Linked DNA regions of Homo sapiens: region 1 is linked to region 2. Evidence: chromatin loops called from intact Hi-C (ENCODE). Cell type or tissue: right lobe of liver. All regions are shown on one strand. Links, peaks and the distances in the headings refer to the core of each region. The heading gives the core; the rest is flanking DNA. Region 1 has its middle 72 kb from the start of LINC02275. Region 2 holds the start of LOC101928198 (a long non-coding RNA gene).

Region 1 (12,066 bases), core at 2,265-10,264, 130 kb after region 2:
AAAGGCAGAAATGGAATCCACAGGCAGATAGCCCAGCACTGCTCCCCAGGGCTGGTAGTTAAAAATCAACCCCTGACCTAACTGCTTGTGTTATCTACAGATTTCAGACATTGTATGGAAAAGCATCGTGAAAATCCCCGTCCTGTTCTCTTCCATTCTCATTACCAGTGCACCCAGTCGCAAGTCACATAACCCGTGCTTGCTCAATTGATCATGACCCTCTCACATAGTTCTCCTGAAAGTTGTAAGCCCTTAAAAGGGACAGGAATTGTTCACTAGGGGAGCTCGGTTTTTGAGACGTGAGTCTTGCCGACGCTTCTGGCCGAATAAAGCCCTTCCTTCTTTAACTTGGTGTCTGAGGGATTTTGTCTGTGGCTCTTCCTGCTACACTATAATCAGTGTTTGAGAGATTCATATAGTAATTGATGATATTATATACTATTTACAGTAAATCTCATTCTTGCCACATAAAATAATTCCAGTGAGTTATCATATACAGTCACATTCAAGTTCCCTACGTAAAAATTCAATGGCTAGAGAGAGGTCTATTTACTCTTTTCTCTAAAACTAAATTTTTAAAGACTTGTCTTAGTCTTAATTTTATAATTTTATAAGAGCAAATTATTTCAGGAATGATGTGTTCAAAGTATTTTTCAAACTTTTCCAAGGCAGAATGACAAGCTAAAACAAATTTATTTATTCAGTTTGTATTACAAGATAGAAAAGTATATAATAGGGAAGAACTTATTACAAATATTGGATAAAAATTATGTATTTGCCAACATTGTCATCCATTAAAGGACAAATTATGGCTTATGGTAGCTCTCCTAAAGTAATATAATTTATATCTTCAGTCTGGACATGTTTCTCCCCTGTAGACTCATATATCCAGCTGCCTATGTGACAGCTCCACATGAATGTTTAATAGACATCTCAACCTTAACACGTCCAAAATATAGCTGCTGATCTTTGACCCCCAAACCAACTCCTCCTGAAATCCTCCCTACCTCAGTTAAGGACAACTCGATGCTTCTAGTTGCTTAGGCCAAAAACTTTGGTAGCAATCTTAATTCTAATTTTTCTCTTAAATGCCACATCCAGTCAGTAGCAAATCCTTCCAGCTCTATTTTCAAAATATATACAGAATTTAAACACAGACTTTCCTCGACTTCCACTGCCACTTCCTAAACCAAGCTACCATCATTTCTTACCTGAATGTTGGCAACAGATTCCTAATAGGCTCACTCGTTACTAATAGGCCTACCATTAACTCATACAGCAGCTTTGTGCAAATTAGAAAAAGATGATCTTCCCCAAGAACACCTGCAAGAACACTGTAGAAATAAATAGTTCACAAAACTCTGATGTCAACACTGTCACGGCCCCCCCCTCCAGATTGTGGTACACTTGTGCAATGCACAACCTGCCTAAGTGTACAAAACTGCCTTGCTTGTTAGTGTGGTATATTTCTATTTATTTTTCTTATTTATTGTCTATTTCTCCCAATAGCATTCACTCTTTGTGAGGGCCAGGATTTCAGTGTCTTGTTCACAGTTGTAGACCCAGCACCTAAACCATACCTGATACATGATATACACTCAATCAATAGATGTTGACCAAAAATGTACAAAGAACAAGGGTCACATCACCAAAGACCCTGGGCATGAGCTGCCAGCAGGTTAACCTAAATATTCTTCTGAAATCACTTGATTAGATGTACATCCTCAAGTACTGTTGATGTGGAAAGAGGATTTGAAAACAGGATCTCTTTGGATGATTAGTTTCCATTGTAACAAACATTGCCATGAAGAAAATCCTTAGTAATGTGTAAGCCCCAGCTGCAGGCAGCAAAGTATAACTGAAAACAAAGTGGATTGGGAGGTCAACAACAGGCCCTCCAAGTCCAGAGTGCGACAAAGCATGGAGACCTGAAAGAATGCACTGTGCTGGGTGGGAATCCAATTGCTTCTATGTGGAGAGGAGCAATTGGAAAGAGGAAGATAGATAGATGGGGCCTTTGCCATCTCTTCTCTGGCCTTGAGATGAGTCATCATACCTAACCATGACCTTTAACAAAACTTTACAGAAGATTGGAAGGTTAAGGACAAATTAACAGATTTATTTACAACAGCTAATAGAAAGAATTGACCTTGGAGCCCAATGGCCCAACCCAATCCTTTAATCCCAACCAAGCTCTCAGCAGGCTGGTTCAACCTCCACCAAAGGGATGCCCCCTAAATGGCCATGTATTTGTTTAGGTCCAACTCTGACAGCACCCCCCCCGCCCAAATAAAAACTTTCTCTACTGATTTAAATGCCTATTTTTGAATTTCCTTCTCCAAAATGATTGACAGTGGGAATAGTCAGCCCCTACAAATAATATCCCATTGTTTGCTCTCAAAACTAGTAAAACTAGTTGGGCATGGTGGCACAGCTACAGTCCCAGCTACTTGGGAGGCTGAGGAGGGAGGATCACTAGAGCCCAGGAGTTATGGGCTATAGTGTGCTATGACTGCACCTGTGACTAGCCACTGCACCCCAGCCTGGGCAACACAGCAAGATCCCATGTCTTAAAAAAACCAATACAAATAAATTTAATTTTTTTAATTTAAAAGAATATGAAATAAGATGAATCAAATAAGACAAACATACTATTTACAGGATACTCCTCAATATCTGAGTTATTCATCCTTATGTAATACCAATGTAGGACACCAATATCCTAGTCCCCACTGCACTGTACTTTTTCAGTTCTTCCTCCAGAGTGAGTTGAAGAGACTAAGGCAGCACATTCCTCTAGCCATGCTCTAGCTTCAAATTCCACACCCCACATGCAAATGCTTAGTAAAAGAAGCCATGAGACATCCAGATTTGGTAGGTGGGAAGGATGTTTCTAATTCTGTAGGGCTTAGCCCTGCTTATGCAATGGAGGCTCTATCACACAGTGCTTGAGAGTGAGGACTCTGGAGCTAGACGTGTTGGATTCCAATCTGAATTCTACTGGTTACTTATCTGTGTGTCCTTGGGCATACTATTGAACCCCTCTGTGTCTCCATTTCATCAATAGCAAGGGATTGTAACAGAATTACTATCAGCCATTACATTAATACAAATAAAAAGCTTACAAGAGTACCTGGCACATAGAATCTGGCTCAACAAATTTTAGTTATAAGTATTGCATTATTAAAGAGGGTATTTAGCATCCCATTTTGAGCATTTTCACTGGGACCCTTGTCAATTTCAGCCAGCCACAAGAATAATATTTAAATCCTCCTACTACTTCTGCATAACCAAAGGTGACTAGCAGAATGGTCTCTTTCTGAACATAGTCTGAACAAAAATAAATTCCAGTCTCTATTCATAGAAGGCAAAAACAAACAAACAAACAAACAAAAACCCTGCTTGTAACTCTTCCAATGACAATATTTTGCAAGTTCAAACAATTTTTTCAAGACCAGTCTTCATTAGGCACCTAGTTAAGAAATCTGGACTTTAGACTGATGGCAATGAGGAGGCAATGAAGAATTTTCTTGTTTTGTTCTTTTTTTTTTTTTTTTGAGGCAGAGTCTCCCTCTGTTGCCCAAGCAGAAGGGCAATGGTGCAATCTCAGCTTACTGCAACCTCAAACTCCCAGGCTCAAGCGATCCTCCCACCTCACCCTCCCGAGTAGCTAGGACTACAGGCATTGTGCCACCACACCCAGCCCAGAATTTTAAATGAAACATTACTTGATCAAACTTGTGTTTTGAGAAGAGCACTCTGGCAACAATGTGAGAGCAGATGAAGGGCTATTGAGAAGGAAGTCCAAGTGCAGGCCACTTCAATTACCTAGACAGGAAATAAGAAGGACCAAACCCAAGGCAACAGGTGGAGGGATTATGCCAAAAGATCTTCCATGACCATCACATCTCCAGAATATCAAATTTAGTAATCACCTATTTTTCAGCTTAATCTTGTATGATGTTAAAAAGTGGTGGGTGCGGCCAGGCACGGTGGCTCAGGCCTGTAATCCCAGCACTTTGGGAGGCCAAGGCTGGCGGATCATGAGGTCAAGAGATCGAGACCATCCTGGCCAACATGGTGAAACCCCATCTCTACTAAAACTACAAAAATTAGCCAGGTGTGCTGGCGCATGCCTGTAGTCCCAGCTACTCGGGAGGCTGAGGCAGGAGAATCGCTTGAACCCGGGACTCGGAGGTTGCAGTGAGCTGAGATCACGCCACTGCACTCCAGCCTGTTGACAGAGCGAGATTCCATCTGAAAAAAAAAAAAAGTTGTGGGGGAGTGGGTGCATGCTTAAACACTTGGCTTCCAGATCTCATACAGGAAAACATGAGCAAATGTCATCTATGAATTTATAGTATGCTTCCTATTAGTGAATGGCTTTGCCTTTCCACAATGATGATTACCCGATAATAAAATTCAGCATTTAAAATAGAAAATTATTAGACTTGGATAATGGCACCCTTTTCTCTGAAAACTTCCAGGACCTGGGCAGGAGGCAGAAAGGGCATGAGGCTCTTCTGGGAATCAGCACACATTCTCCAATAGGCCAGCAGAGTGAGGGGCTTGGAAGGCCAAAGGCCTCTGTCAGAAAGAACCATTGGTGCCGGATCCATGGCACCTCTTTATTTTCTGCGGGCTCTAAGGATGAGCCTGGCAGCTACACTTTTATTGTAGAACAGAATTCAATTTTCAGTTCTTTCTCTTAATCTTTTCCCCTAGAACAGACACAAAAGCAAGAATTATTTCTTCAATAATATGGCGCATCAGCATCTTTATTTTCTCAGCTGCACAAATGCTTTTTAGTATATCATTTGGTCAGCATTATCTTATTCCTATAGAACAAATAATAGAAGCACAGAGAATAACAGTGGGTTACCCAGTGTCACACAGCTAATCAGCTTCCAAGCTGTATGTCATAAAGGTAATCAGCTTCCAAGCTGTAACACTCAATGTTATCCCTACTACATTAGTAGACACCTAGTGAGTCCTTGAATTTCAATCCAGGGCTCCACTCAGATATTGTTTTTGTAAGCAAAAGATAAATTAATCCTACCTTTTGAGAGATAGGATTTAGAAGAAACAAGAAAAGAAATGTTAAGATTAGATAATCTAAGTGAGAAAAGTAAAATAATTAATAATTTTAATCAGTGCCAGAAAAACATTTTCAGCAAATAATGGTCTCACTGATATTTTATAAAACATGAATCCCCATACACGGTATTTCTCTAGTTTCAAGAAGCACTGTAGATGAATTATTTAAAAGGTCATGTTTTCTTCAGCAAGCCTTCCCCTCTTACTTTGTTTTTGTTTTTTTAGAACTACATCTCTAAAGATTTTTTAAATTTTTTATGCTAAAAGAAAATAGTAACTCCTGTGACTGATGTTCCAGTATCCCAAGATACACATTGTCAGATAAGCAAACTATGCAACACTGCATGATATAAAACAGTTTTCAGGAAAAAAATATTAATTTTATCTGGCATATCTGGCATATTTGGGGCCATAAGATTTGCTTTACTCACCGTTAGAATTTCTTCGTGAGTCTTTTCTAAAAAATAGACAAATGATGGTTTAAATTAACAAACTAGGTCTCTACAACCACAATTTCAAGCATTGTCTGTCTCTCCAGAAGTACACTAAGATTGATCTAGTTCTTTCTATTCTTAGATTTCTTCCTTTTATACTTCCCAACTGTCATCATCCTCCAACACGATCAAAAATCAGGTTAAGACAGAAATAAATGTATGTTCCAAGCGCATTTACCTGGGAAGAGTTTTGTTCTCAGAAGGACAAAGTGTATCATAGATCCAGCATCCCTCAGAGGCTGATCGGAGGTGAGTTTACAATTCATACACACACTCACATGTTTTTTCCATAAACTGAAATAATACGGAAGGTCATAACATCTCTCCCACAAGGAAAAGATAGATAGTATGTTATTCTTAAGAAAAGTCAAACGTTTGTGATTTTTTTTTTTGTTCTTTATGCATCTCACTAAAACATATTTCCATCACACTTGTGAATCAGTGATTCACCACCACCCTACACTCCTGGCTCAAGAAAAAGTACAGAACAGGATTTGGGCTGGAAATCTCTTCAGATCTGTAGCTAACAAAGAGCAAATTATTTAAAATATAAACCAAGCTGAAATCACAGCCTTTATTGGGCACTGACTATGCACTAGGCACAGGCAGGCTTGCGTGTGCTGTATCCTTACCACAGTCTATTGAGAAATGTATAATCAACTTAGTTTACAAATGAGCAAAGTCAGGTTAGGAAGATTAAGTAATTTTCCAACATAATACAACCAATACATAGCCAGGCCTGGATTCAAAACCATATCTGCTTTAGTCACTTGTCCCACGAACATTTTACTAAGATGCTGTGAGCCAGGTATTGTTCTAGGACCTGGAAATATAGCAGGGAGCTGACATTCTAGTAGGGGGAAAAAGCAATAAACAAATGCGCGCGTGTGTGTGTATAGATATAGATATACAGTAGATGTAAAGTCAGAGAGTGAGGATTATCACAGAGAAAAATAAAGCAACTGAGAGGAGGATAGAAAGAGAAGAAAAGAGGGTGTGGTTTGGATGGGGTGTCCAGGGAAGACCTCTGGGAAGGTGAATCTGGGCGGGGCTTGGATGGAGTGAGTGAAAAGCAGTGTCAGTATCTAGGGAAAGAGGCTTCCCGGCAGAGGGGGCATCAGGGGCAAAGGCTGAGAGATGGTAGTGATTCTGCAGCATGGTTGAGCAATAGCACCGAGATCCATGTGGCTGGAACTGCAGGCAAGAGGAAACAGAACAGGAGATGAGGCTGGAGGCGCAGCCAGTCAGAAGAACTTTGGGTCCTTGCATAAGGAGATGACAAGAAGTTGGGGGTGTCTGGGGCAGAGGGCTAGATGATCGGTTTCACTCCACGCCACTGTCCTCTGTACGTCACTTCCATCCCCGTAGTACCCAATGTCCCCTCTTGCTTGACCAAAGCCTGAGTTTCTGAAACCTGTTCTAAGACCCATACTGCCCTCACCTGTTTCTCTGATCATAGTTGCAGTTACGTGGCCACTGGTGGCTTGTTACTGTTATCTGTCCTTCTACCCTATGGAAATTATGGACCTCCTAGCTCATCCACTCAGGGCAGCTTTCTGAGTGCTGCCTGGAAAACATCAACCCATGAAGACTGTCATAGACTTTCCAAGGCACAGACCCATCACTTCTGCTTCTCTGTGTTAAAAACATCCCCACGGATTTTATGCCTTGATTTTCTCCTCATGGCACAAGATTCATCCAGATTCACAGCCACAGCCACATCTTCCAGATGGAAGGACAAACATGAGCCCTGATTTTGCTCCAAAAACTGCTAGAAGTTGGGGAAACAGCAACAAACAAGATACAGCCACTCCCCACATGGAGCTCACATTCTCTGCATCCAGGTCACACTCCTCAGTCAGAAAATGGGAGGCGATAGAGAGGGGAATCTTCGTAGTTTGATGAAGTGAACGAAATAAAATTTTTGCATTGTTCTTAGTTGCAACTTTTTTATTTTAAAACATCAGATAACATTAAAGGAAGGCATGTTTTATGTTGGCCAAGAAAAAAATAGGCTTTAAAAGGCTGAAAAACAGTGGAATTGAGGGCTTTAGCAATGACCTTATTTTCATTATCTAGACTGAAGTAGTCCTCCGAGGGGAGAATTTCAAATGTTAGAACAGGAGAGGAAGTGTCATGAAATATGGCTACAGGAGATGATTTGAGGACAGCAGAATCTCCTCAAATTACTCACAGACTGCTCTACATTTGCAAGGGCTGGCCGCATCCAAACATAGGATTTGCAGTCCTATCAGTGCGTTTGAGCGTCCCTAACTCAGCGGTTACATCTCTGTTCTTACTGTCTCTATTTCCCTGACCAGGACTATTTGATGTCCTAGTAAGGTTCTACTCAGCCTCTTTTCTTTATTAAAAACTAATTCTAGCTGGATGCGGTGGCTCACGCCTGTAATCCCAGAACTTTTGGAGGCCGAGGCAGGCAGATCACCTGAGGTCAGGAGTTCCAGATCTGGCCAGCATGGTGAAACCCCATATCTACTAAAAATACAAAAATTAGCCGGGCATGGTGGCGGGTGCCTGTAATACCAGCTACTCAGGAGGCTGAGACAGGAGAATTGCTTGAACCCAGGAGGCGGAGGCTGTAGTGAGCTGAGATCGTGACACTGCACTCCAGCCTGGGCAACAGAGCAAGACTCCGCCTCAAAAAAAAAAAAAAAAAAAAAGGCAGCTAATTCTAAGGCAGGGCAATCTGGACACCTGTCCCTTTATATTTACCCTTCAGGGCACATAACAATGTAGATCACCCAGCAGAGTCCTTGAAACTGATTGACTGATTGACTTCCTCATTTCCTACTTGTCAATTGCCTGTAGGCCTGTGTGTGTGGTAGATCACATCATATATATAATGTGTCAATTATCTATACATGTGTATATAAATATGTATACATACATCTCTGTGTCTTACATTTAGTAACCGCTCATTTTTGGGTTAACAATTTTTTTTTCATCAGGGCTAAAATTTATTTCATTTTCTCACATTTCTCACAACAAAGATTCTCACAGATTTTGTGCTGGAATTTTTTGTTTCATCATGGGAGAAAGATTCATTCAGATTCAGTTGTATCCACTTCTTCTAAGACAAATACTCAGACCACTGTTTCTGAGCCTTATTTTCTCTAGGAGGACAAAGTATCTCCTGGATAGTGACTCCAAATTTTTCTGTCTTGCTTTCTTTCAGAAACAAAGCACTGTCAAGAAATGCTTCCCAGTCTCTAAAAATGCTGAGAGGAGTTGGGGTGGGGGGGTGAAGGGGGTCTCTTATCTTGGCCTTTAGAAGGACTTCCATATAGAACCACTTCTCCATGCCCACACAGTCTTCTCAACACGTCCCCCGTAGGGGCTCCTTCTGTTCTGGTGCACAAGTGGCCCCCGTATCCTACACCTGGAATAACTAAGTCCAAGAGAAGGGCAGCCCAAATGACCAGATTGATGCCTGAGAAAGAGCTCTAAACTGAGATATTTTTACCCTTCAGCTGTTAGACGTGGAAACAGATACACATTCCGCTGTCCTCCAAAACAGGTGAAGACATTTCACAAGCAAATGGTCAGTTGGGTAGCCTTAAGCTGAGTTTCCCCACCCCTCCTACAGTCCTGCTTTTCCTTTCTCTTCTTTCTGGCAATAAATTTCTAGCTCTAATTGTTCTCTATGACTCACACCTTTGACCGATATTTACCCAAGAACCCACTGTGTGCTACTCTGTGCTTGCCGCCACGTGGCTATAGAAGACATTTACTAAAGATATAATCCCACAATTGGAATTGCTGGTGTTTCAGGTGGAACACAAAAACATTCAGGAAACATATATGGAATCTGTGTAGCAGTGACAGAAGGAAGTCCAGATGTGTGGGTTGGCAGGCTTTATGGAAGACAGAGACCCAAGCTGAACTTGGCAGGTTTACACACTGATGTACCAGTGGCTCAGATGGCCATTCCCAGCCAGGCAAAAGCCAAGTGAGAGCAAGATGAGTGGGAAGATCCATGAACATATGTGCTGAGTCCATCCCAGTTACAGCAGCGATGTTCTTGTGTGCTTGTCCAATTTAAAATGCCTAAATATTATTATTATTATTATTTGAGACAGGGTCTCACTCTGTCACCCAGGCTGGAGTGCAGTGGCACAATCTTGGCTCACTGCAACCTCCGCCTCCTGGGTTCAAGTGATTCTCCTGCCACAGCCTCCTGAGTAGCTGGGATTACAGGCGAGCACCACCACACCCTGCCAATTTTTGTATTTTTAGTATAGATGGGGTTTCACCATGTTGGCCAATCTGGTCTCGAACTCCTGACCTCAGGTGATCCGCCCGCCTCAGCCTCCCAAAGTGCTGTAATTACAGGCATGAGCCACTGTGCCTGGCCTAAATATTATTTTTTAATTCCTCTCAAGTTATGGAAAAAGACAGTGCAGAGTTATTCATGTCTTCTCAAGAAGGACCTGGAAGAGTTCAACACAGAGAGAGATCCCAAACCAGTACTATCACTCTCCCAGAGAAAACCACAGAAACTCCTCAAAGCAAAAGACAAATGGAACTAGAAGTCTAATTGTAACCCCCAATGGCTTATAACCCCATCTGAGCCTGTATCCTTGAATGTCACTCTGCCCACAAAACAACCAGAGGAAATTCCCGAAATGTACATAGTTTTTCCTCTCTCCTCTCTTTCTCCCACATTCACTGGAAAAAATGTTTGACTGCTCTCTGTACCCCCTCTTGCTTTCTGCTTTTGTATACCACCTGTTCCTGTGGTGTTTTAATGAATACGCATAAGCCCTGACTCATAAGATTAAAATGAGCACCATTCCAAAATTCTGATTGTGCCATGGAGATCACAGCCAGGATATGTAGGCTGAGCTGAAAGCAAGAACTGGTTTCCTTTGTGATCTTCTTTAACACCTACAACTTCTCACTCTATAATGGACCATTGTGTTTCTCTGGGCTGCTCTATGACTCACCAGTCTATCATACAGATAGATGGAATTTGTTCATTTCCAAGGGATTTTTTTAGGGGGTATATTAGTCCATTCTCACACTGCTATAAAGAAATACCCAAGACTGGATAATTTATAAAGGAAAGAGGTTTAATTGACTCACAGTTCCGCATGGCTAGGGAGGCCTCAGGAAACTTAAAATCATGGCAGAAGGGGAAGCAGGCACGTCTTACATGGCAACATGAGAGACAGAGAAAGAGAAAGAGAGAAAGCGAGAGAGAGTGCCAAGGGGGAAGAGCCCCTTATAAAACAATTAGATGTTGGTAGGGCACGGTGGCTCAAGCCTGTAATCCCAGCACTTTCAGAGGCTGAGGCAGGCGGATCACAAGGTCAGGAGATCGAGACCATTCTGGCCAACATGGGGAAAGCCCGTCTCTACTAAAAATACAAAAATTAGCTGGGTGTGGTGGTGTGTGCCTGTAATCCCAGCTACTGGGGAGGCTGAGGCACGAGAATTGTTTGAATCCAGGAGGCGGAGGTTGCAGTAAGCCGAGATCACACCACTGTACTACAGCCTGGCGACAGAGCGAGACTCCATCTTAAAAAACAACAACAACAAAAAAAAAATTAGATGTCATGAGAACCCACTCACTATCACAAGAACAGCATGGAGGAAACCGCCCCCATGATCCAGTCACCTCCAACCAGGTCCCTCCCTCGTCAAGTGGGGATGATGGGGATTACAATTCAAAATGAGATTTGGGTGGGGACACAAAGACAAACCATATCAAGGGGGTCTGGAAATCTCAGACAGCAAGGAAGTGCTAAAGCTATATGATTTTCTGGTAAAAGAGCAGCTGCCCCTAAAGTATTTCATTCTAAAATTTGGCTGATGGCAGAATTGCACTGATTTTTAACCACTTTGTTTGGCTAGCAGATGATGGCTGGATCAGCTGTGGCCTAAACCTCCTTCACTGTAATCAGTCCTAGGCTATGAGGAGGAATTGTGCTTGACAGGTAGTTAAGAAAACTGACAGGAAATAGCATTTGGCCTCTTTAAAGGTAAACTACAATCTGTAAGAGATAATCCAAATCTAATTTATCAAAATTCCAGATGGCAAAGCTATGAGTAACATAGCCTCTGCCTGAGGTTTATATTAAATTATGACTTATTTACCTTTTACTGTTCTTTAAATTTTAACTTTCACATAAAAGGGAAGGACTAAAATTCTGCATACCCTGAATTTGGAGCACAGCAGTTTCTACGCCACTGTTGAATACAGGATGTAGATGCATTGATTGGGAATGCAGACTGCCCAGGCTGGAGTTGAGACCAACTTGACCAATGTCAAAACAGTGTGAGTGTTCATTCATGATGCTGAAGAACGAAGGAAAAGCAATATGCATTCAGATTTAAGCATAAGGAATGAAATCTGTTTTAGGGCCAGGCATGGTGGCTCACATGTGTAATCTCCGCACTTTAGGAGGCCAAGATGGGAGGATCACTTGAGCTCTGGAGTTCCAGATGAGCC
Region 2 (12,066 bases), core at 2,722-10,721:
CTTGTTGCCCAGGCTAGAGTGTAATGGGGTGATCTTGGCTCACTGCAACCTCCGCCTCCCAGGTTCAAGGGATTCTCCTGCCTCAGCCTCCCGAGTAGCTGGGATTATAGGTGTGCATTTTCTTTTTCTTCTTTTTAGTAGAGATGGGGTTTCACCATGTTGGCCAAGCTGGTCTCGAACTCCTGACCTCAGGTGATCCACCTGCCTCGGCCTCCCAAAGTCCTGGGATTATGGGCATGAGCCACTGCACCAATTTAAACTTAAGTGTGGCCGGTGGTGGAGGCCAGTTAAAAAGTAGCAAAAGGGTCCATATGAGGCTACTCCCTGGGTTTTGCATGAGGTAGAAGGCTGGTTGCACCAATGCTCTATAAATCATCAGCTTGTTGGAACATCGTCCTGGCTTTAGGTGTCCACACTGACTTTCTTTGAGTCATTTTTCTTGTTCTCAGCCAAACATTGCCTCAGCTGGCTCATGTACCCTGTGCGGCGGAACTGGGCTTTTAGCTTGGACTGCCACTCTGAAAGATGATCCAGAATGCCCCTGATACTGATCCTCAAACCTATGACTCTCCATCTTCAGGGTGAATACTGTGCTGACGCTGAGAAGAAAAAGAAAAAAAACTGTCCATATATCCTTGTTTATTTACTGTACTTATTTCATTGGCATCCCTGTTTCCAAAAAAGGCTTGAAATGACTTACAATAAAAACACCTGGCCAAGATGTACATTATCAACCACGTGGCCTGAAACGGACAGGGTAGTTACACATTCTATCAAGTCTGCTTTCATGGAATGGTAAGTTCCACTCAGATACCAAATGGAAATGCATGCCTGGTCTGTGCTATTAGAACAACATGTCCTTATGTTTTGGGATCTTTGGGGTGTTGCTTTTTCTTTGGGGTGTCCAGTGGCACCTTTGCCTGAGTTCTTGTCCTACGTCCTGGATTCTTCCTGGAAGAATCCAGGAAGAATGTGGTATTTAGACAAATGAAGGGTGAACAGGACAAAGAGGAGTTTTATTGAGTGCTGGAACAGCTCAGAGGAGAGCCACAGTGGGTGGCTCCTTTCTGCAGGAAGGTTGTCCCATCAACTCTGCAGCTCTCAGCAGAGAGGAGCCTCCTCCCAACGTGTGCTCAGTTCTCAGCAGATACTGTAGCTCCTCTCTGCAGCTGGTGGTCCCATCATCTTCCCAGCTCTCCACAGATAGGATAGCTCTTCTCTGCAGCTGGTCCTCTAGTGACTCTCCATCCTCTGATCTGCCCTGGCTGAGCTGGGGAGCGGGGTGGGGGTTGCGTTTATGGACCTCATAGGGTAGGAAGTATGTGCCAATTGGTCCATGGGGAGGCCCAGAAAAGGCACCACAAGTCCACACTCCAGTGGGTGGATCTGGCAGCCCCTCCTGCAGCCTTCCGGCCCTCCCTGGCCCCTTCCACCCAGGAATCTGCCTCCTGCCATTCATGGCACCCAGGCTTGGCCAGACTTTGCTCCAAGATCAGAGCTGGTGCCAACAGTAGGGAGAAGTCAGGCAGCAGGAGCAGGGACTTCCAAGACTGCAAAAGCAGGGGAGCCTTCCCAGGCCCCCAAGAGTGCAGGAATATCTAAGTCTGCAGCCACTGGTTTGGGCGGCTGCAGCTGCGAAGTGGGTAGGAGCAAGGGCGGGGCTTCTGCCTGGTCCGTCCCTAAGACCCCCCAGCTCCACATCGAGATCCCTCTCTGCCTGATCTCCCTGCTCCCCTGTTGTGCTGCTCCCCGCTGCAAGCTGTGGGGGAAAGTGAGGGGGCTGTCTGCCTCCTCCCCATGCCCTGCAGCGGCTGGCGTGATGGCAGCCGCACCAGACAGCTGCTGCTGCCATCACTTTCAAAGACTGAAACAAGTTTTATCTGCCATGACATTACTTTTTACATAGAGCAGCTAATCAAAGATAAATTGGTCAATACAAATGGCAGAGAAAAGTCGGGGGAAGCTCTCATTTCTCATTCTTATTATCTGTTAACCATATTTCCATATAGCAGGCTCAATAACAAAATATAACTCCTTATGTAGGAAAACTCACTTTGTGAAAAATGTTTTGTGTATGTGTGTTTCTAACTTGTTCTTGTATATACTTTTTTTTTTTTTTTGAGATAATTTCTCACTATCTTGCTCAGGCTGGAGTGCAGTGGCAGGATGACAGCTCCCTGCAGCCTAAACCTCCCAGGCCCAAGCAATCCTCCCACCTTAGCCTCCAGAGTAGCTGGGCCCACAGGCAGGCACCACCCTACCCAGCTAATTTTCTTATTTTTTGTAGAGACGGGGTCTCCCTATGTTACCCTGGCTGGTCTCAAACTCCTAGGCTCAAGCAATCCTATTGCCTTGGCCTCCCAAAGTGCTGGGATTACAGGCATGAACCACCATGCCTGGCATTTGTATGTACTCATTAGTGACAGAACTAAAAAACAAGAGACAGAAAAAACTATAATCTGAACCAATTCTATAACAGGAAAACAAGGAGCACACACAAAAAAAAAAACCCAGGAGAAATAAAAATGAATTAAATCAGTGAATAATTTTTATTTACTACAATACAAGCACTATAAACGCAATTCAAGAAAAGAGGTGGGGGTGGGGAATGATTTACACAACTTAAATGTTTTAACAAATTAATCTTAATTTTAAAAGAAGAAATCAGAGCCCAATAATTTATTTTAGAAAGAGCAAAATGATCATGGGCATTTTCTCTGAGATCCCTTGAATTATACTAAAGTGTCCCAAAACAAACTAACAAAAAAGAACCATTCTTCAAATATATATATATACATACACAGTAGGGTTGCATTTGAAACACAATTCCACATATACCACCTACAAATTACTCCATGGCAACACGGCATGCTCTACCCGGAAAGCTTCATTAAATCACATCCTTGCAGAAAGAAAAACTCAGCCAGTCATCTGAGCAGCCCGTCCGTTGCACTAACATGACACTAATATTGGCCCCTTCTTGAATTGTTAATCAAGTGTCTTGCTGTAAGTCAATTCCTCTGTACTGGCAGACTTGAGTCACAGTAAGACTGATGAAGGATGGCACTATGTCTGTTTTGGATGAATGTTTTCCCCTATTTCTTTCTTTCTTTCTTTTTTTGAGACAGGGTCTTTCTCTGTCGCCCAGGCTGGAGTGCAGTGGTGCAATCTTGGCTCACTGCAGCCTCCTCTTCCCGGGCTCAAGCGTTTCTCCCACCTCATCCTCTCCAGTAGCTGGGACTACAGGCATGCACCACCAGACTTGGCTAATTGTTTTTATTTTTTGTAGAGACAAGGTCTCACTATATTGCCCAGGCTGGATGAATGTTTTCTGCTACTCATGTGTGCACAGTTGTCACACAAACCCAGTAGAACTGAACCCGTGGCTTTTGAGTGTGCAACCCAGGCTGCGATTGTGCTAACCATACCACCACACACAAGTCACGTGACACTTTTATATGCAGCTTCGCTTTCAAACAGTGCACTCCACACTTACGTACATGAGGTCACAAGCATCTGAGAGAAAGACCATTATCCTCATTGTGGAAATGAGGTGGCAACTCAAAAGGTGGGAACACACAGGTGGGAGGAAAGAAGGATGCATTGCAGGCTGGCCAAGGATGCTGGCTGGAGAGCCGTCTGCAGAGACTCCTACTCCTGAGTAATTCAGCGTGTGCCGGGGGGGCAGCTACTCTGCCTCCATGTAATGCCAGCCCATTGGAAAGGGGTTTATTACACTGCACTCTAGGTTGGAGGTATGAAGTGAAATTAAAATGAGAAGAGCACAAAAATTTATGGAGCCCATAGAATCATGCTCTCCATCACTTCGTTTTTGCTCAACAGTGTGGCAAATGAAAGTGCTCTTGTGACCCCCAGGAAACCATTTGGAGCTGAAGCTCTTCATAGAATTTTCAGGAATAAATCTCATTGCTCAGTCAGGTCATGATGGTTGCTAATATTTGGAGCTCGAACTTAAGTCAGCATTCCTGGCAACTAAACCATTGTTTCAGGATAAATCTTGCACCAGCTTTGACCATACAGGTTCTTCATGCCCTGAGTTACAAACAAGTTACAAACAAGGCCCTGGATAGGCCTTAAATTAGTAAGGATCTCATTAAAAGAAAGGCTGAGAAATGTACAGCAGGCTCACAGCAATGGACAGAAATACTACATCTTTGCCCAAAAACAGTTAATGATGAACTTTGGATGCATAATGGACTTTAGACTGCTCACCAGATTTTGCATATTTTTCCCAATCATGGTGACACACTGCACTAGTGCACTATGCCTTATGCAGTCTCCCCTGTGACCATCTTAAGATGGTTGGGCAAAGTCTTCCTAAAACCCAGAATAATGTGAAATTAAATTTCAAACATAAACGATATTCTGGTTTTACTGTCACACTGTAGTTCATCATGATCTGAGAGCAGTAACCAACCAAACAGGACTTCATCAAGCAATTCTTTACTGGATCAAAACTTCTCTAAGCAAACCCCACTCCAGGATGGCTAAAGCACGAAGCTCTAGCAACTGCGAAAGGATGGAATTGAATCCGAAAACTGCCATGAATCTCCAGTCTCCTTTCACATCAGATAAAACCATATTCATAAGATAAAAGGGCAGTGGGCTCCCTGACTTCAGCATCTGGCCCTTCCCTCCATAACATACAGAAAAGGTGACTCCTTATCAGGTTTAATCCTCATAGTGATACATATTAAAGCCATCAAGGCTTAATATTAAGGCTGAATGGAGTAAATCCTGTGGGCAAGCAGGAGCCCCTTGGACATCTCACCCTAGCCTCCACTCACCTGGCAATTTGACAAATCCCTTCAAGACACATGGCTCTGATTGTCACCCAGACATTGGCATAGGGACTTTCCTTTTATCCCTCATTTTGGAAGTTTTTGTGTGCAGAAGAATTACTGCATAGATTATACACTCAAACATATGTTAAATTTTATGGTCAGTGTAAGGGATTTTCTAGATTCATTTTTACGATGTACTAACTTTGGAACCTAAACCTCCATGAGAAAGCCACTTCCGTGAATACCAACTGGCTTCTAACCAAATAATCTTTTCTTTTTTCTTTTTAGGTGAACAGCTACTCAAAATGAAATCATTGCCTTTCTTTCACATATCTAGTTCCTAATATAGAAGAGTTTATTTGAAAACTGTATAATTATAAATCAATAGTAAGTTTATGTTTTCATTAACAGGCACTCAGCAATACCTTTATGTGTAGGACAATACCAGGATACAACAGATGCAAGAACATGAGATGAGTCCTTTGTTCTCAAGGGGCTTTAGCCCTAGTTTGGGAAGATGGGCAATGCACGTCAATAGAGTTTGCATAATAAAACAATTTTAATGTGAGTGATAAAAATAATATCACTTATTTTGTTGTGCAGCAAAATTCTTCAGACTGATTAAAAATGTAAAATTCATTTTATTTTTATTGTTGCTAGTATTTTTTTTTTTTGCTGTAATCCTGTCACTGAAAATACATTCATCATGCTTAATGTTTTTATTAATCTTCCACCATAAATAAATCATGGGATAAGAGTCACTGTCCAATTTATTTTATGGCTTAAAAAAAAAGACATTCTAGTTCTTTCGTAAATGAACTGTCACTACCAATTATGCAGTGTTCCTAAACTGTTAGACAAATCTGGCCTATTTATTTTATAATGAATTAAAATGTAGGCAATGGACTAGATTTCCCCACTTATTCACAATACTTGTTTCACTGGTCTGAAATATTGAATCTAATCCATTCTAAAATGCATGAATCATATGGCTAATTTCTCATGGTGACATTAAGAGCAAATCGTACTGAAGCTCATACAATATTTCCCAATTTACCACTTCAGTGACACGGTGGTGATGTGTAGTCATCTTAATGTCTAGAATGATACAGTCTGAGAGTTAATGCAACAAATGAAAAACACTCTCTCCCCAAAACAATCAATATGCATTTGTTTATATTAAATATACTGATTCCATTAAAAAGTTACACTCGGTTGACAAGAGTATAAAATGAAGACATACCTACCTGCTTCTTAAATTCTGTTTCTTGTCATTCCATGGTCCCACCCCCAGGCCTCTTTCAAGCAACTGCTTGCTCTTACTGCAACCCCAGACAGAGCTGCAATTCTGACAGGTGGACTAGATTTTAGGGGATTCTGAGGAAATCCCCAGGGGTCATCCATAACACCCAAGGTATCTTGAATAAAACTGGGGCAGGTGTAACAGTGCCTGAAGAAACTGGCAAGAAACTAGCAAGCCCGCAGCCCATGCTTGGGGAAGCAGGGACAAGAAGAGGACAGTGGAAGAGTCCTTTCAGCCCCAACCCCAGGCTTCAACCTCTTCTGCCATCAGGAAGGGCTGGGAGGCCATTGGGTAGCTAAGGGCAGTGGTGAATGATCACCACATTCTTCCATCATCCTCAACCCTGGTGACCAAGGACAGGGGCCAGGAAGTGGCTGGTACATGAAGCAGGGTAGGACACTCCTGACCAAAGGTGACCTTGAGCACTGAGTAGGTCTCCATCCTCCTGGGCTGCTTCTCAGCTTCTGGGCCCCCAGGCACTGCTTACAGAAAGGTATACTCAGACCATGGCCTTCTCCTTCAGGAAGTGAGACCCTGATGGAGCCAGAGGCAGAGGAACTTTAGGGGAAGCTGAGGAGGTTAAGCAAGGACACCTTAAAAGGGAGTTGGAAATACAGCAGCCTCTTTGAAGCAGACAATATTGGTTTCTTAACACTTAAATGCAACCTACATTAACACTTAAATGTAGGTTGATCTCACAGATAAACTAATGGTATATTCATGGTGAGTCAAAGAGCCAGAGATCCTTGAATTATGTAACTTATGTGTTCCTGACTTGTGTATCATATCTTATGTCTAATGCCTTAGGTTAGACAACAACTGCTATTTAAAGCAAACCTATGCCTGAGCCAGCGTCTTATAGGAAATAATCAACCATTTATGCCTGTAGCCTTTGAAAACTGTCCTGGAAGTCAGGCTGACAGGAAGGCCGTTGGAGGCTACAACGTGGCTTACATCTGAGAAGTCTTTTGGATGCTTCTAGAAATGGTTTTGGTTCCTCATTTTCCCATAAGTCTTCCCATAACATTATGAAAGAGGGCAAATAATGCTCTCAAGAAAAATAAGTAGCAGAGAGTAAATGTGAGCAAAAACAAGAGGTAGAGACAGAAAACCAGATTAAGACATTTAGAACCTGAAGCTTCCAAGTACCAAAACAAGTAGGCAGTCAATGCACAAACAAGTCCAAGCTGTAAAATGAGTGTAAGGCAGGGTGGAGGAACATGATTGTCCTGTGATGACAATTTTGGTACTCTTTTGTAATACTGACCTTTTTAGAGCTGTCTTTGGTTCTCCCGCTTTTCTGGTGCCCTCAGAACAGGGAGCTGGCGCTAGGCGAATCACAGGCTGGTTAATGGCTAAGTGATAACCAACAGTTGTGCTCAGAGTAAACTCATTACCTACCTTGTCTCTTATGGGCAATAAGCTATAGTTGACTTTTAATATAATTAAATATAATATTCATGTAACAGCCCAAGTTTCCTAAAGGCATCTGGCAATTCCCTTTTTAATCTTAGTCCATTTTCAGTAATTAGTACTACAGGCCAAAAGCACATACACACACAGCAGTATACATCACTGAAATCAATCACATTGACAGAGATCTGCAGGGTCCTTTTATACTCCACTTTCTCTCTCTCCCCGTCACTGCTAACCCACATCAATATGCTTATTTGCAATTCTTAGCTGCCCTTCTTACCCTACGCTCCATACTTCTGAGCAGCAAGTTGTAATTTCTATTCATTTTAGGAAACTGTCCCAGTTCATTCACAAACACAATGACAACATTCTTCAAATGTTAGGGATGGTTCATTTCAACATGCTTTTAAAATTCCTATTAAAGCAGCAAGGAAGTCTCATTGGAACTAGCAGCGAGGAAGGCTCATTGGAACTAGCAGCAAGGAGGGTTCATTGGATTTAGCAGCAAGGAAGACTCTTTGGAATTAGCAGAAGAAATGCCCACCTATGATGAGACAGCCCATAAACCATGATGCTGAAAAAACAGCCGCTGCTTCAAGGTCATCCATACATTTGGCCATACATTCATCATGGATTAATCAATTTTGTCTTTTTGCTGGCTGACTGAAGTCAGGGAGAAACATGTTGGTAACAGATCTGAAACATGTCACCAGAGAGAAAAGCAGAATCAATACCAAATAGACTTAAGGCCAAAGTCTGAATGATATTTCAGACCAACCAACTGGACTGATGGTTGCCTGTATTTTAAAATGCCTTCCTCCAGGATTCTCCAGCATGAGGTTCTTCCTGCAACTTCCAGCAGATAATTCAACAAAATGTATTGGCATCTCTTGTGTGCCAGAAACTTTACTAGATTAGACCAAAAAGACTTCTAAAGAAAAGCTGCAGAGCTTATAAATGCCTGAATATCATAAAAGAAACATAATTTCTTAAGAAATTAGGTCCAAATAAAGAAACCTACTTCCTCAGCTGGATAACTGCAGTTATGACATATGTTCCACATAATACATAAATAAAGAAAAGCTATTGAGGAGCATATTTATCCATGATCGAGAACAAAACAAACCAGCCAATCATTCCTGGAATGAAGGATAGAAATAATATTTATTATTTGGGGAAGACAGAGCCAGCATCATACTGAAGGTGACAGCATTTGGCCTCTTATCATGGGGAATAAAAAAGGTCCAATTTGTTAGGAACTTCATTTCTGGGGTTGAATCAAGTCAAAATTGTGACATCATCTAAAGTAGACTTTAGTGTCAAACACACTTTCCCATTGTGACAATCTACTTGCACATGGCCTGGGCCTTTGGGCTCCCCACTGTGAGGCCTCTCACGGTGGGACCCAGGCTTTGGGTAGCTGGCTCCATGCTCTAGCAAAGCCTCACTTAGCAGTGGGGAGGTCCCAAGAAGAGAAGCGAGATACCCATATAAAGCAAGCCTGCTTAGCCTTCCAGGGTCCTTCAAATCTTACCAAATGAAAGCCAGCTTGCTCCACCTACTGTCAAGCCAGCATCTCATTCTCCCCATTCTTGTCTCTGTAAGTCCCCCAGACACCACTACAAAGGCCTTTGTACACCTCTACCATCCACCTCAGCCTCATCCCTCCTGGCCTTGGCCATATCTTGGGGCTTCTCCTCAGCCTCTGCCCTCAAAGGAGCCACGGTGCCCACACCAGGATTTTTGGTGTCATGACTATCCAAAAGATAAAAAGACAAGGCTGGATGTTGTAGCCCATGCCTCTAATCCCAGGAGTACTTTGGGAGGCCAAGGTGGGAGGATCACTTGAGGCAGGAGATGGAGACCAGCCTGGGGAACATAGCAAGACACCCATCTCTACAAAAAATTGGAAAATTAGCCGGGCATGACAGTGTGCACCTGTAGTTCCAGCTACTCAGGTTGTTCAGGTGGGAGGATTGCCTGAGTCCAGGAGTTTGAGGCTGCAGTGAGCCATGGTTGCACCACTGCACTCCAGCATGGGCAACAGAGCGAGACCCTGTCTCAAAAAAATAAATAAATAAATAAATAAAAAGATAAAATACAGAATTCTGTTTCTTCTCTCTTAATTCTAGTAAACAACTACTCAAAAAAGGAGAGCCATGAAAGTCACCAGCCTAGAAAATTACAGTCGACTTCATGAGCTTCATTTGGATTTCTCATCATGCAATAGCAAAGTCACAGTTATTCCTACTGAGATCACAATGATGCTGCCAGAGCCTCCCCTGAGCTTGAGAGCCCTCCTCTTCTAAGCAGCATTTGGAGGTGAGTGGCGCAGCCTCCCTGTCAAGCCTGGGGACAAAGGATTCACCTGGTGGGCCACATTCTTGGAGAATATGTTGGCTTCTTTGCGTGTTTGTTTTCCCATATGTTGACTGCTGATGTTTGTTTCCTTGCTTATTTGTTTCCCTGGGTCACCCAACTCCAGCATCCTCCATTGTATAGTGGGAAAGTGGATATCTGGCTTTCCTTCCTTCCTGAGGAAATTATGAACAAGAAGAACAAACTCCAAGCTAAATACAAGTCACGACTTTTCCAGAATCCAAAAGTAAAGTAACTGTGAAGTCAAATTCTTTACAAAGGGGTCCCCTCTAGAGCTCAGCCATCCCCATACTTGGAGTCTCCAGGGCTCTGTTTCATACTTCTCTCACCAAGACATTCCTTTTCTAACCTTCCTCTGCAAATATCCACCCACCTTTCAAGAAATGCCACCCCTACACACAGGAGGCAAAGTTCCAGATGCATCCTTTCTCCTGCCAATAATCCATGGCCCTACATCTGAGTTACTGACTAAAATGAAACCCTGGTGGGGTGGGAGGCTCAGCTGTGATGGTCATTAGTGTCCCAAGCTGGCAAGCTGCAAACTCTCCAGGAGGGAAGGGCTTTGGTGTGGTCTCAGAGGGAGGTCTAGGAAGGATGCGACCCTTCACGCTGGGTCTTCTGCCGCTGTGAGTTGCAGCCATGCCATTTGATCTCCTGATTCTTCCAGCTGGATAACCACTTAACCCACACACATGCACACCCCTCCAAGGGACCGATGTCAATGCTGAGTCCAAACCCAGAATGAGGAAGGGGAATATTTTCCTAATACTGTATTGACTCAGCCTTTTCAAGAGGCCTTGCTCTCCTCAACCAGCAAATCACAAGACTAGAGAGAAGTACTGGGTTTCTTTCATTCTTCCCCTAACCCTCCTTCTAATTGTGCTGTTTCAAACTCCCAGGAATAAGGGATAGCCTAATGTAGGTAGCATCATACACCTCTTATTGTCCTCTTCCAGGAAGAGTGTGAGGTCAAAACCTCCAATGCTCCACTCACTCTCTGTTGGAGGGGTTAGAATATAGAAAGGAGAAACTGGAGAGTACCATTGGGCCTGCATCGATTACAAAGCAAAATCTCTATGTTGTTCAACAAGTGCAAAAACAAGCAGCTACTTTACTGGGTTACTCTCCTATGTTCTCCAGACCCTCTAATATAAGCCAAGGCTATGTAAGAAGCACAGATATTAACAACACTTTTATTAATGGGCAGATACCTCTCCCACCCACATAGATCTCTCTGCCAAAGAAAACCCAATACAGGGGCTACTTGAAGTTTTTGACCAAGAGTTATTATTTTTCCTTTTATCCATGTGACTTAGAACTGTTTCTCACATAGAGTGTGCAGAGTCACCAGGAGGACTTGTTAAAAATCACTGCCTCTTGGACTACTCTATCCAGAGGTCTGGAATGGAAACTTCATCCACCAGGTGATCCTGAAGCTGGTGATCAGTTCGCCCATAGTTAGTACCAGGTGCCCCCAGCAGACATTATGAGCTGATAGAACTGTAAAAAATTATGCTAATTCCAAAAAGGCTAGTCTGCCCTCCTGGGGTGCCATGCTTTCAACAGAAAAAAATAAACTAAATCTATTCTAAGGAGTAACCACATAATTAGAAGGTTATTACCACGTTGTGGAAAGAAATAAATACAGTGATAAAGAACAATGGAATTTGTGGGTTAATTAGTAATACAGTGCTGGGCTTCATGCAGTTACAGACCAATAAAACAAGGACATCAGACTGGTTCACAAAATACTTCCTGATTTCTGAAGCTGAAGAAAATTCATTGGGCTTAAGGAGGTCAAATCTGAGAGCTCAATTATCTTAGTCTCCTAACTTATTGTTAGGAGCATAACCATTCAGCAGGTTGCATATGATGTGACTGTTCTGGCATTTTTTCTTTGCAATCTGTTTATAATTCTCAGCAACATTTTTTTTAAATTAATAAACTTTAAACATTATATCAGTCCATATGTTAAGTATTTATTTATTAAGTAAAATTCTATTGAAGACTAAGAACGAAGACACAAAGATGGCTGAGACACAGCCCTTGCGATCAGGTTGCCTACAGTGTAGCGGAGGAGATGAAAGAAAAATCAATCAAGGTTAGGTGTCAAATGAAAACAGGTGAAGTACTCAAGAGGCATTCACCTTGGGAAGATCAGAG

The links. Peaks named below come from ENCODE experiments on the same cell type or tissue, not always from the same donor. Only the 100,000 strongest peaks of a DNase experiment are listed, where the experiment ranks them.
Region 1: a loop joins it to region 2, with 4 times the contacts of the local background. A loop is called at or near these places in 16 of 110 quality-filtered maps.

The regions. Positions count from the first base shown.
Region 1 is chr4:169,897,814-169,909,879 of GRCh38, reverse strand. No RefSeq gene overlaps it. Among named protein-coding and RNA genes, the nearest start is that of LINC02275, 72 kb to the left of the region's middle. In right lobe of liver, for the core only: CTCF peaks have their summits at 3,556 and 7,032; DNase peaks (open chromatin) are centred at 3,619 and 6,709; H3K4me3 peaks cover 424 bases; H3K27ac peaks cover 814 bases.
Region 2 is chr4:170,029,842-170,041,907 of GRCh38, reverse strand. LOC101928198 (a long non-coding RNA gene) reads left to right here and starts at 8,905. Exons shown (of 3, transcript NR_125890.2): 1 at 8,905-9,124; 2 at 9,657-9,846; 3 at 10,010-10,134. In right lobe of liver, for the core only: no CTCF peak of the experiment used is centred there; no DNase peak of the experiment used is centred there.